2 separate regions of the Mus musculus genome follow, and region 1 is linked to region 2. Evidence: chromatin contacts called from ENCODE Hi-C or POLR2A ChIA-PET data. All regions are on one chromosome and are shown on one strand. The core of a region is the stretch at or near the end of the contact, and the rest is flanking DNA. Distances in the headings are between cores, read along the strand shown. Region 1 has its middle 18 kb from the start of Gm30310. Region 2 holds the start of 1810013L24Rik (RIKEN cDNA 1810013L24 gene).

The links. Hi-C counts contacts between places; a loop is a spot of excess contacts on that map. ChIA-PET counts read pairs that join two places held with the same protein, here RNA polymerase II (POLR2A).
Region 1: a loop to region 2 is called in a map of gastrocnemius, with 4 times the contacts of the local background. The contact joins the enhancer-like site here to the promoter of 1810013L24Rik in region 2. A Hi-C loop is called at or near these places in 11 of 37 maps with a recorded cell type or tissue (CH12.LX, Patski, adrenal gland and 3 more). POLR2A ChIA-PET finds 5 or more read pairs at or near these places in 4 of 5 experiments (Patski and embryonic stem cell).

What each region holds. Positions count from the first base shown.
Region 1 is chr16:8,860,594-8,866,605 of GRCm38, forward strand. No RefSeq gene overlaps it. Among named protein-coding and RNA genes, the nearest start is that of Gm30310, 18 kb to the right of the region's middle. Within about 2 kb of position 2,967, at least 2 of the 3 ENCODE cell types and tissues checked have a DNase peak (open chromatin) inside an H3K27ac peak, as active enhancers do; they include gastrocnemius, where a contact is called at or near this core.
Region 2 is chr16:8,826,003-8,832,325 of GRCm38, forward strand. It overlaps 1810013L24Rik (RIKEN cDNA 1810013L24 gene), which reads left to right and starts at 4,098. Exons shown (of 4, transcript NM_001081400.3): 1 at 4,098-4,683; 2 at 5,319-5,399. The coding sequence starts at 4,458.

The DNA.
Region 1 (6,012 bases), core at 1,717-4,216, 33 kb after region 2:
CTGTTGGTGTTGTAGAATTCTGTGCTCCAGGTCTGGTGGCCAGAGGAAGTCCTGGACGCACGTTGTCTGCCGCTGCTTTGGAGAGTTCCGGCATAGGTATCAAGACAAGACACTCTGGACTCTGCAAGCCCAGAGTGGTGTTTTGTAGCCCGCCACAGGAAGGTCTTAAAGGTATGAGCTGTCTCAGCTCCTGGGGACCCAGTAGCCTCAGTATTTACTTTTGTACTTAGAATGCACATATCCGGGGCTGGTGAGATGGCTCAGTGGGTAAGAGCACCCGACTGCTCTCCCGAAGGTCAGGAGTTCAAATCCCAGCAACCACATGGTGGCTCACAACCATCCGTAACGAGATCTGACGCCCTCTTCTGGAATGTCTGAAGACAGCTACAGTGTACTTACATATAATAAATAAATAAATCTTTAAAAAAAAAAAAAAAAAAAAAAGAACCAAATCTAGCTTTAAAAAAAAAAAAAAAAAGAATGCACATATCCCTAAGTCCACCCAGGAATTGTAGTGGAGATTTGAGGAGATTCTTAGACCATTGCTCTCTGTTCTTGGGGTACAGTAATATTGTGTAGCTGCAAGTGTTTTAAGGTTGAATAGAACTGTGTGGGTTACGGAATACACTGAGTAAGTGCAGGAAGGCTTGCCTCTTGCTCATCTCGGTTTTTCACATTGTGGACCAATGATCTCCAGTGAAAAATAACTCCTTCAAGAAAGTCAAGAGTACATACACATGTTCACAGCTTCTACTGATAAGCCTCAGACTCGGCATTCACCTTTTTGGAGGATGGATTTTTTTTTTTTTTTGAGACAGGGTTTCTCTGTGTAGCCCTGGCTGTCCTGGAACTCACTCTGTAGACCAGGCTGGCCTTGAACTCAGAAATCCGCCTGCCTCTTCCTCCCAAGTGCTGGGATTAAAGGCGTGTGCCACTGCCCGACTGGAGGATGGATTCTGTAGTTTCCTGGGTACTTGCTGAACATGCTGTATGATGCCATAGCAACATCACCTTCATCGTGAGAACCTGGGTCCTGGACTAGTAACACCCAGCAATAACTAGGGTGGGTATGGATAGTTCCTGGATGAGGAAATAGATTGAAATGTGGTTTTAAAAAGCCAGATGATGGTGAAGCATGCCTTAATCCCACTCACTTAGTCCCAGAGGTAGAGCCAGGTGATCTCTGAGTTTGAGACCAGCCTAGTCTAGTTCAGGACAGCCAGGGCTACACAGAGAAACCCTGTCTCAAAACAAAACAAAACTCAAAAGTTTTCATAAAAGGTCCCCCCCCCCCCCACACACACACCTTGGGCCTTTAGATTGCTAAGAACTATAGAACATGTGTGATTAGAAGCATGGATTTGGGTTGGTGAGGTGTGGATGAAAATCCAGTTTTGCCCCTAGCTACTTACCTTCAGCCCTTCCTGGATCCTGTTACATGGTGAAGATGTCAATAGACACTTGGATACCCTCTGATGTGGGCATCTCAAATTTTCCTTGGTCTCTTGGATTCTGTTCCAGTTTCCAGCCTCCAATTCTAAAACACTCTTCTCTCCAATTTCATAGTTTCAACTTTGTGTATTAGAAGCAGCCTTTCTCAAGCTGTACCCCAGAAAAACTAGGTATTGTTTTCTTCTTAAAGATACTCAAAGCTCTGTAAGTAAAGAACCACCACTCGGGAGCTGCTGACAGTTCTGCAGAAGGGGTGTTGGGCTGGCCCCTTGCTAGGTTCTTTGTAGGTGACCATTGGCACTAGGCTCATCAGGCCCTAGGCTTGGAGGAAGCCACTGTGATCATTGCATTTCTCTGGGGCAGGCTTAATCACTGGGCTGGTCAGGAGGAAGTTGGCATTGCCACTGTCAGAGGCTGTGGTATGACTCACCCGATATGACCTGGCAGTGCTGTGTCTCCTGTGGTTTAAAACATTCCTGGATTCACTTCCTGTGATTGATTACAAGCATATAGAGACCAAAGGTTTGGGGCAGAACAGCATCTACTTCCCTGATCACTGAAGTCTTTGGCTTAAAGTCCTGGACTCTTAACTAAACCTGAGAATTGGCTGCCCTCGGGCCTAGGTCTCTGCTGACCATCCTGCCCCTGGAGTCCTTCCTTCAGGCGCTCTGCCCTAACCACAGGCAAGCTGTAGGTTACCCCCAGAGTGTTGCAGTGGAATTTTCCTGGCAGATGGTGACATGGGAAGGAGAGTTAAATCCAGAGAACCTGGAGCTAGGGCTTCAGGTCTGTGCATGCTCAGCCTGGCGCTCTTGTGGGTATGCTCTGTCTACTGAGCATTGCTCCCTTGCTTTTCTCGGCATAAAGGTGAATTAAATAAAAGGAAGTTCTGAGTCCTGACATTTGTTTTAATGTTTTTTAAATGACACTATACTTGGGGGTTTGTATGTACAGGTACAGGTGAGTTTCTGCTCTGCAGTTCATCTAGGGCAGGTCTTCTGGAGCCACACCTGCTATGAGGGAAACGGAATTAAGGTCAAGTCTGATGGATCCAGCAGAGAAGACTTGGTTCTAAACTGCACCAGCCATTGCAGTAAACTCACCAGGTCCTAGATACAGAAGCACAGTTGCAGCTCATTACTTTTTTGTTTGGTTTTTGGTTTTGCGAGACAGGGTTTCTCTGTGTAGCCCTGGCTGTCCTGGAACTCACTCTGTAGACCAGGCTGGCCTCGAACTCAGAAAACTGCCTGCCTCTGCCCCCCAAGTGCTGGGATTCCAGACGTGCGCCACCACTGCCCAGCCAACCAGCTCATCACTTTTGAAATCCTGTTATAGGCTGGATGCCCTACCTTTAAAGATCATTCACAAACATCTGTTCTTGCAAGCCAGTAACCAAAAGTACCATTTCAGGTGTGAAGGACGATGTAGAAAGTGCTCCTGCCTGATAGCATATCAGAGGGTCCTAGTGGATCCTTTGAGATGACTGTGGCACATTTCTCCAAGAGAGTTGAGGTGGACCATGTACCCAGATGAGAAGACTGGCTTGTTTATAGGTGTGTGTGGGAAGCATAATGAGACTATCACCATGAACAGGTTGCCTGTGTTTCTAGCACTCCCTCCACCTTCAGTACAGTGCTAGCTAGTGCCTGCTGGATCTAAACCCCCTTTTAAACCTATTCCTGAAGCTTCTACCTTCATTTGGGTTTCTAGAACCTTTGGAATGCCAGGAAACCCACGTTTCTGGGTATTTAATAACATGCTTGCATGGGGTACTGAGGGGACCAGTATCTGGAAGGAAAGGCTCCTTAACGAGGAAGATGCAGATTATTTCTACCACCCCCACACCCTCAGCTGGCCCTTCTGAGGCATGGCCGGAGTTACCACTTTCTGAGCCACTTGAGCCTTCCTTCTCTTACTCCAGTTGCATGTTCTAGTGCAAAATTCTAATTCCTGACTTTTGCATTTTGTTTTGTGACTTCCTTACTGGTTTACTGTTTTAATGTGTCTGCATAAACCTGGGTGGCTTTGTCTCATGTAGTAAATACCTTCTTATCTTATTGATGAGAACAGTGAGGCACTGAAGGGTTAAGGGAATGGCTGAATCACCAGAACCAGGATCTATCCAATTTCTGGTCTGTCGAGAAAGCACTTGTAGATGGCTCCTGTTTATCTTACGTTTGGGTTCAAATCAAGGAAGCACAGGGGTGTGTGGGGTGCGTCAGTGCCTCACCTCTAAGTGCCCAGGGCCAGACTGCAAACATTTACATGACCCTGGAAAGCTTGGGTGTGGCACCCCTGAGTGATTCCAAGATCTTCTGGAAGCTACATGTCACCCAGGAAGGTAAACAGATTCTGCACTGTTTCTTACCTTGGAGCCAGGCCTCCACAAAAGCTCCATTTTCAAAAGGTCGGCCTGAATCCCCCTACAGCCAGGAACCCTACATTCTTCCGTGACTCACTTCCTATTTGGGTGGAAGCTTGTGGAGACAAAAATATTTCTAAGCTGCTTCCAGAGAAACAGGGCTCCGCCCCTCCCCCCCCCCCCCCCCCCCAGGGCCTTAAAGCAATAGGCCCTCCAGACATGCTGTCGCAGAGCTAATGAATTTTGGAGCAAGGCATGGTTTGAATCCAGTGGACCTGCTGCTATAACCCAGGGTCCAGGTGCTTCCTACCCCCTTGGTTCTCTGAAACTACACCTCCAGCACCCAAGGGACTCCCCAGAATCATTCATAGAAGGATCAGCACCGGTCTCACCTTGGCCTCCTTTGCATTTTGTCTCAAACTGGGTCTCAGTACTCTGACCCGCAGCCCATGTCATCTTAAGGTTTATCAAGTACTAAGCCAAGGCTGTGGATATATGAGGTGTGAGCAGGTTAAATGGTAGAAATAGGTGACTCCTTAAGGGCATGGTTTCAAAGCGGTCACCTCTTTAAGGACAGTCACGTGATTTGCCCTGTACCTGCCTCTGTGATTTGACCAGACTGAAGCACACTTGCACACTCAGCATTTTGATACTCCTACACTGGTCAGACTGGCCTTAGACTACAGGGATGTGCCTCCATTCCTTGCTTGTGTGTTCAGAGCACCTTGACTCAACGAAACCCACTGGGAGGTTCTGTTTTGGAAACCTGAAGAGTGGATTGGTGCTGTACCCTCCCCATCCTGGATTTGAGCTGGTGGTTCACCCAGGACCAGTGTGTGATGGTCACCCAGTGACCATCTTAGGGTCAGGTCCTGCTTCAGCCCTCTAACTTCTCATTCATTCCTAGATGAGGGATACAGCCATTCACCAGGGCTCTATCCAAAGTCCTTCCAGAGGTTCCAACTGTGGTTACAAACCTGTTAACCACTGGCCAGAGGCAAAAAACTCATGGCCAGTCCTGCAGAAACAGAGGTCAGCAGTCTTGAGGTACAGTGAGTTCCAGTTGTCACACCATTCTGATAAACGTTACCGAACCCTCCTGGGTGCTTTGAACACATGTACCATCTGGTAACCCTGGAAGCAGGAATGTGCACTTTCTCACAAAGGTAAGTGGCTTACTTCTCAAACTTGGACCCTTCGGAGCTTGAGATTCCATGGGAGAGTAACATTTGGGGTTATTTGATATCCTTGATATTGTGTGTCATGTTTTTAAGAATTATTTATTTCATGTATATGAGTACACTATCACTATCTTTAGACACACCAGAAGAGGGTATCAGATCCTGATTATAGATGTTTGTGAGCCACCATGTGTGTGCTTGGGAATTGAACTCAGAACCTTTGGAAGAGCAGTCATTGCTTTTAACCACTATGCCATCTCTCCAGCCACCCCTCCCCTTTAAATATTTATTTACTTTATGTACATGATTACACTGTAGTTGTCTTCAGACACACCAGAAGAGGGCATCAGATCACATTGCAGGTGGTTGTGAGCCATCGTGTGGTTGCTGGGACTTGAACTCAGGACCTTTGGAAGAACAGTCAGTGCTCTTAACCACTGAGCCATCTCTCCAGCCCTCCCATTAAGTTTTTAATCAACATCCTCCCACCAGACTTGATACCTTCACATCTCATGTTGATCTTCAGGCAGACTGCTGGTACACAAAGAACAGAAATAAATATCCAGCCATACTGCTTGCATGCACTCTTAAGTGAATGCTCAAAGCAGATGGTAGGAATTGATTTTCTGAATTAAGCTTAGTGTCTCTGTGTGTATATGTATGTGTGTGTGTGTATGTATCCCCCTACATCAGCTATGATCTAGAGATAGGGACATGGCTTAGTGGATAAACTATTGCTAGCCAGATGTGAGAACTTGAGTTCAAATCCCCAGACTCCAGGGATATTACAGGGATGTGCTTCTGTAATCCTTGTGTTCGTACAGGGCAAAAGGGAGAGGTCTTAGTTACCGTTTTTTTTTTTTTGCTGTGAGGAAACACCATGACCAAGGAGACATAAAATAAAACATTTAATTGGGGGACATTGCTTACACTGTCAGAGGGTTAGTCTATGATCATCATGTCAGAAAGTATGGTGGTAGGCAGGCTGGGGGATGAGAGCTAACATCCTGATCTGCT
Region 2 (6,323 bases), core at 2,848-5,347:
GGCACAGGCCTTTAATCCCAGCACTCAATTGCAAAGGCAGGCAGATCTCCTGAGTTCAAGGCCAGCCTGGTCTACAGAGCAAGTTCTGGGACAGCCAGGGCTACACAGAGAAACCTATCTCAAGATAAACAAAACTACAAAGAATATTATTTTGACTCTATGACAGTTAATATCAGGATTTAGAAACTCTAGTCTGATGCCTCAGAGAGTAAAGGTGCTTGTTGACAGTCCAAGTTTGATGCCAGAGGCACATTTGTGGCCATGTACCCCAACACAAATAAATGCAAATTTAAAAAAGAAAGAGCCAGGCGTGCTGGTGCAAGTTTAGGAGACAAGAGGCAGGCAGATCCTTAAATTCTATGCTAGTCTGGCCTAGAGTTCTAGAACAGCCGGGGCTACATAGAGAAACCTTTTTTGGTTGGGGGACTGGGGCTGGTTTGGAGCTGGGGAAGAAGGAAAGAAACTAATCCAAAATAGTTAGGGTGTTAGGGTGCATTTCTGATGGGGAAAACCCCCGGTGCAGCTTTGAGAGATGAAAATAAAAGGCCTGCTCCTGCTGGTTGCAAGTTCTGGTAATAAAACAGAATGCATGTGAAGTTGACATGACAAAATGCCTCTGATTTCTACATGTGTGATCTGGCATGTGTGCCTACACATACATCTTGCCCACAGGTACATACTAATAAACTAAACATGGGGAGGGCTGGGGATGCATCTCAGTTGGTAGAGTGCTTGCCTGGCACACACAAGGCCCTGGGTTCTATTCTAAGCACCATATAAACTGGCCTTGGGGAGGTATGCTTGCGATCCAAGTACTCTGGAGCTAGGCCTGGAGCTCTGTGATACGCTGCAGTGCTTTAAGAGTCCTTTGTGGGGCTGGGGAGATTGAGAGCACTGGCTGCTCTTCCAGAGGTCCTGAGTTCAATTCCCAGCAACCACGTGGTGGCTCACAACCATCTGTAATGGGATCTGATGCACTCTTCTGGTGTGTGTCTGAAGACAGCTACAGTGTATTCGTATAAACAAAAATTAATATATAAAAAAGAGTCCTTTGTGTCCCAATATGATTGATGTCCAAATTATATAAAGAGCAAAAGTTTTGAAGAATACTAGCACATAAAATAATTACCGCACCAAGCAAGGTAGCACCTGCCTGTCATCTCAGCACTTGAGAGAAAGGGTCTATGGAGTGAGATACTGTTTCAAAGCCCAAGTCAAACCAGAAGAAAACACCCACCCCTTTTTCTTTTCAGTATATTTCATTTTATTATTATTGTGCCCACGTGTGTGTGACATATGCATGCCATAGTGTGTATGGAGGGTAACTTTGTGGAGTTAGTCTCTCCTTCCACTCCTATATATGGCTCAGGGGATTGAACTGATATAAGCAGGCTCTCATGGAGACACTTTTACCCTAGGTTCAGCTGAATCGGGGACTCAGTCCCTAGGTTAGGCTTGTCTGGGCTCCAGTAGCATAGGGCCGGCCTGAAGTCATAGTTATCCCCAAGGTCAAGCCCGTGAGTGTTCTGAGTGTCGGAGCTCCAAAGGCATTCTACTGTGGGCCAGCCCCACCCACCCCTCTTCTCCTAGATGGAGGACATCTACCTCTAGGACACGGGGACACACACACACACACACACACACACACACGCAGAGGACACACTCATATGACTCACTCCTCAAAGGTTACATGTTATTTCTTGGGAACAAATTGGGAGGACGTAGCCAAGATAGGCAGAAAGAATGGCTTACATTTTTATTCTATCTTGCCCTATCCAGTAGGAACTTATCTATGTGTCACCCCCAAGGCAGAGAAACTCCTTCCTTTTGAGTGTACTCTAATCCCAGGCTGGGACTTTTTGTCTTCTTCCTATGTTTGATTTTATGCCCTGTGACTTTTGTACAGCGTTTTTGTTGTGGTTATTGTTGTTTGTCTGTTTTTGAGGTTAGATCTGCCTATGAAGTCCTGGTTTACACAGAACTCAATCTGTAACATTTCTCCTGAGTGCTGGGATTGACTACAGCTGTGTTCCACTGTGCTTGCTTCCCCCCCTCCCCCCCAAATATCATGTTCCCTATAAGGCTCTTTTTTTTTTAAGATTTATTTATTTTAGGTATATGAGTACCCTGTAGCTGTCTTCAGACACACCAGAAGAAGGCATTGGATCCCATTACAGATGGTTGTGAGCCACCATGTGGTTGCTGGGAATTGAACTCAGGACCGCTAGGAGAGCAGTTGGTGCTCCAACTGCCGACAGATTGCTTCTTACAAGCTGGTTTTGGGCATCTGAAGGGTCCAGGTGTTGATTTGTGATACATAATGTTGCTTAGGCATCATTGGGGACAATTTAAGATTTAAAACAAATAAACAAACAAGGGGCTAGAGAGATGGCTCAGAGATTAAAAGCACATGCTGCCCTTCTAGAGGACCCAGGTTCAATTCCCAGCATCTACGTGGCAGCTCACATCTACAACTCCAGTTCCAGGGCTTCTGACACCCACTCCTCCCGCCATATACATATGAAGGCAAAACATTAATGCACTTAAAATAAAGATTTTATGAATCATATATTAAAATATGAATTATTTATAAAGCAAATTATAAAAAATAAGATAAAATATAACAATAATGTAATGTTACATATTATCTAATATAATACAAAAATAAGTAAAATTAAAATAAATTATACATAAAACAAAATAAAAAACAAAAACGCATCACAAGGTGTGGTGGCAAAGGCTTTTAATCCCAGCGCCCAGGAGGTAGAGGCAGGAGGATCTCTATGATTTCAAGGCAATCCCAAAACTACCAAAAAAAAAAAAAAAAAAAGTTGTTTCAAGAAACAAAACAGGCCGGGCGTGGTGGCGCACCGGAGGCAGAGGCAGGCGGATTTCTGAGTTCAAGGCCAGCCTGGTCTATCTACAAAGTGAGTTCCAGGACAGCCAGGGCTATACAGAGAAACCCTGTCTCGAAATACCAAAAAAGAAAAAAAAAAAAAAAAAAAAAAGAAGGAAACAAAACAAAGAGCACCAGCACACCTGGCTTTGAGCCTAGTCCTAAGGAAAATGGAATATGAACTTTCAGAGAGTCCAGAGATTAGGCTCTGGGAACCAGACAGATCAGGGAGAAGTCCGGAGAAGCCAGAGCAGGCAGGATCAGATCCTGCAGGACTTCCATCCAGTACAGATGGCATACATAAGCTGTCAGCTCAGAGGCTGAGAGGTCCCGTCATTGTGCTGCCCTCTTGTTCCCAGGCTTCCAGACCTCTTTCCTGGCACTGATCACTCTGAGTGAGCAGTGCAGGGGCCCGGGTGCCAGCAATTGCACATGGGGGGCGGGGGCGGGACGCGGCGGTCGCACGTGTCCCGGGAGCGTGCATGGGACAGGTGCCGGGCCGCTACTAGCGCTGGGCGCACTGTCCGCCAGGCGGCCCTGGTGTCCAGCTCCCTCCGGTCCCCTTCTCCGGGAAATCTCGGTGAGCGTCCCCAGGTCGCTCACACCTCCGGAGAATTTTCCTTTGGATTCACACGCTTTACTTGCCCCACTAAGGTTGGGAATTCTGGCATTAAAAAAACATAGAAAGGGCGCTGCAAACAGAGGTAGACTGCACTTCTCAGGAACTCGAGGAGTCAGCACATAAACACTGCGTGACCATGCACTTGCAAGCCCGGGAAAGGCCCCCGCGGGGTGCGGTCACCCGGCGGAGTCACGTGACTCTCAGACGGGGTGCGGGAGCGAAGCGAGCACCGCGCAAGCGCAATCCCTTGGCTCCAGTGTACAGATATTTCTTCTTCTGCTTTGGTTGGTCGCACGCAAACACTGTCAACTCCTCCCTGCTCTACAGTCTTCAAGTTCCCTGACATTTACTCCTTCCCCCAGCCCCCCGCCCATTGATGACATCAGTTCGACAGGCGGGTAAGCCAATCAGAACGCTGCGTTCAGGGGCCAGCACGCGGAACCCGTTGCGGCGGGCCAATGGGGAAGGTCGACGGTGGGCGCGCCCCAACCGCCTCCTGCCGGGGAAGCGCCGCTGGCCAAGTGGGCGGCGCTTTCCAGTCAGCATGTGGGCGGGGGAGGGCGGGGCCCGGTCGCCGCAGAGGCGTCGACGCCGCCGCCGTAGACGACGTTCCTCAGTCTTCGAGGTGGGCTCGGCGGCGCAGGCCGGACAGGGAACGCCGGTTGGAGAGCGGCGGCGGTCGGACCGAGGCCGCGGGGCCGTGGGTGGGCGGTAAAGGGGTGCGGGCGAGGCTAGGGCAGGGTGCGGCACCTCGGAGCGGGGTTGGTGGGCAGAGGACTCGGGCTGTGCGGGGTGGGTGCCGGCTCCGCGGGCTTGCACAGAGGCCTGGGCCGGCCGCCGGGCCCCTCGTTCCCGGGCCTGTCGACGACGACGTTCCCGCGGGGACCGCGCTTAAGGAGGACGCGGCGGCGGCGGCCAGGCCGCGGGAGGCCGCGGAGGATGGAGGAGCGGAAGGAGGAGGGCGAGGCGGAGATCCAGGAGCACGGGCCGGAGCATTGGTTCTCCAAGTGGGAGCGGCAGTGCCTGGCCGAGGCCGAGCAGGACGAGCAGTTGTCTCCCGAGCTGCAGGAGGAGGCGGCGGCCGCCGCGCAGCCCGAGCACAAGCAACAGAAGCTGTGGCATCTCTTCCAGAACTCGGCCACGGCCGTGGCTCAGCTCTACAAAGGTGAGGCCGCGCCGCCATCTTGGCGCCGCCCCGGCCTGCGGAGCTGCTCTTCCCCCCGGTTCCCGGCTCGGTCCCCGGGACCTGGCGGCTCCTCGCACCCTGCGGGGATAGCCGGACGACTGGGAGGGGAGGGCCGTGCCGCGGACCCCTGGCCATCTGACCCGCAGGACGGCGACGGAGGAGCTACCCTGGGAGGGGGAAAACTACGATGAAGGATGGGGAGACCCCCGATTTAGAGTACCTCCCGAGGGTCCCCACGTACCGGTCCGGGTGTCCCCGGTCGGATCGTGGGGGTAGGGGAGGAGTCCCTGTCACAAAATGGCGAAGGAGGCGGTGGGGCGGCCCTATTGTGCCCCGAGCCGGCCTCGGGGCGGAGACTGCTAGGGGCGCTTCCCTGAGCCTGCCGGGCGGCGTTCGCCACTCGGGTTGCGCTGTTGTCAGGTTCCCCTTCCTCGACCCAGTAACTCCGGTCTCACGCTCCCTTTGGGATCCCCAAATCCTGAACAAAATGGCGAAACCTAATATGGCCGTTCCGGAGTGAGTGACGCCCAAATAACATTCTCTTCTTTCTCTATGTCCTTGTGTGTGTCTTTTTCCCCCCCCTATTGTTTTTTTTCCCCCCTTTTTGTTTCCAGACCGAGTGTGTCAGCAGCCAGGACTTTCTCTCTGGGTCCCCTTCCAAAACGCAGCCACCGCCGTCACCAACCTCTATAAAGGTAAAGATAACCTTGCTGTCTTGCCAGGGTAGGCGGGGAGGGAGGAAGGGCAGGCCACGTTCCGGTTGACAGCCGATGTTCTGAGTGTGTTTTCTCCTCTCAAGTTCAGCTTCTGCTAACCTTGAATGCCTTGCAACTTGAGAATATCTGTGGTGTTCTAGCTAGATATCCAGAGGCAATTTTTGACACGCCTCCTATTCCTCCCTCGGGGACGTATGACAGTGCCTACGGGACACTTGGTTGTCAATCTTGAGAGGGGGCTGCTGGTTACTCTACAGTGCCTGAGACATCAATCCCCTAGCTCCTACCCTTTAGCAAGGATTTAACGCAGTCTGCAAAGGGCTGAGATTAAAGCTCTGCTGTGGAAGACAAGACAGGTGAGCCTTGTCTGGAAAATGATTCAATAGAAGCAATTACCCAGAGTCTGCAGATTCTTGACTCTGGCCACTGGGAGCATGGCAGTGTAAAAACATTGGAGTTCTTTGAACTCTTGCTGATTGGATTGGAATTATGAATGTTGGCCTGCATCTAGTAAGTTCATCAGATCTTTCCTTTCAAAACTATTTTGTAATTTGTAATTGACTGTAAGTTGGTGGCGTCTGTTAGAAGAGTTTTGAATGGATGGCTTTGTTTTTGGTGTCCTTTTTTTGAGTTCATTTCGGATCTGATGACTGAAGGTGTGTAGGTATAAGGTCTTGCTTGCCATTTTACTGTTGGTAACAATAGGTTTGTGCATTAATATAGCTTTGGGATTTTTCTTCTGATAAAATAATTTGGGATTTGATTGTTAGTATACATGCTGCTATGTGAAAGGCTTTCAAACGTTAAAAACAAACAATCCAGTAATATTGTTATTCCCTGAAATTCCAGTAATGGAATTTCGTTCAGGGAATAACAATTTAGGTTGAAAGGTTATGGGATATC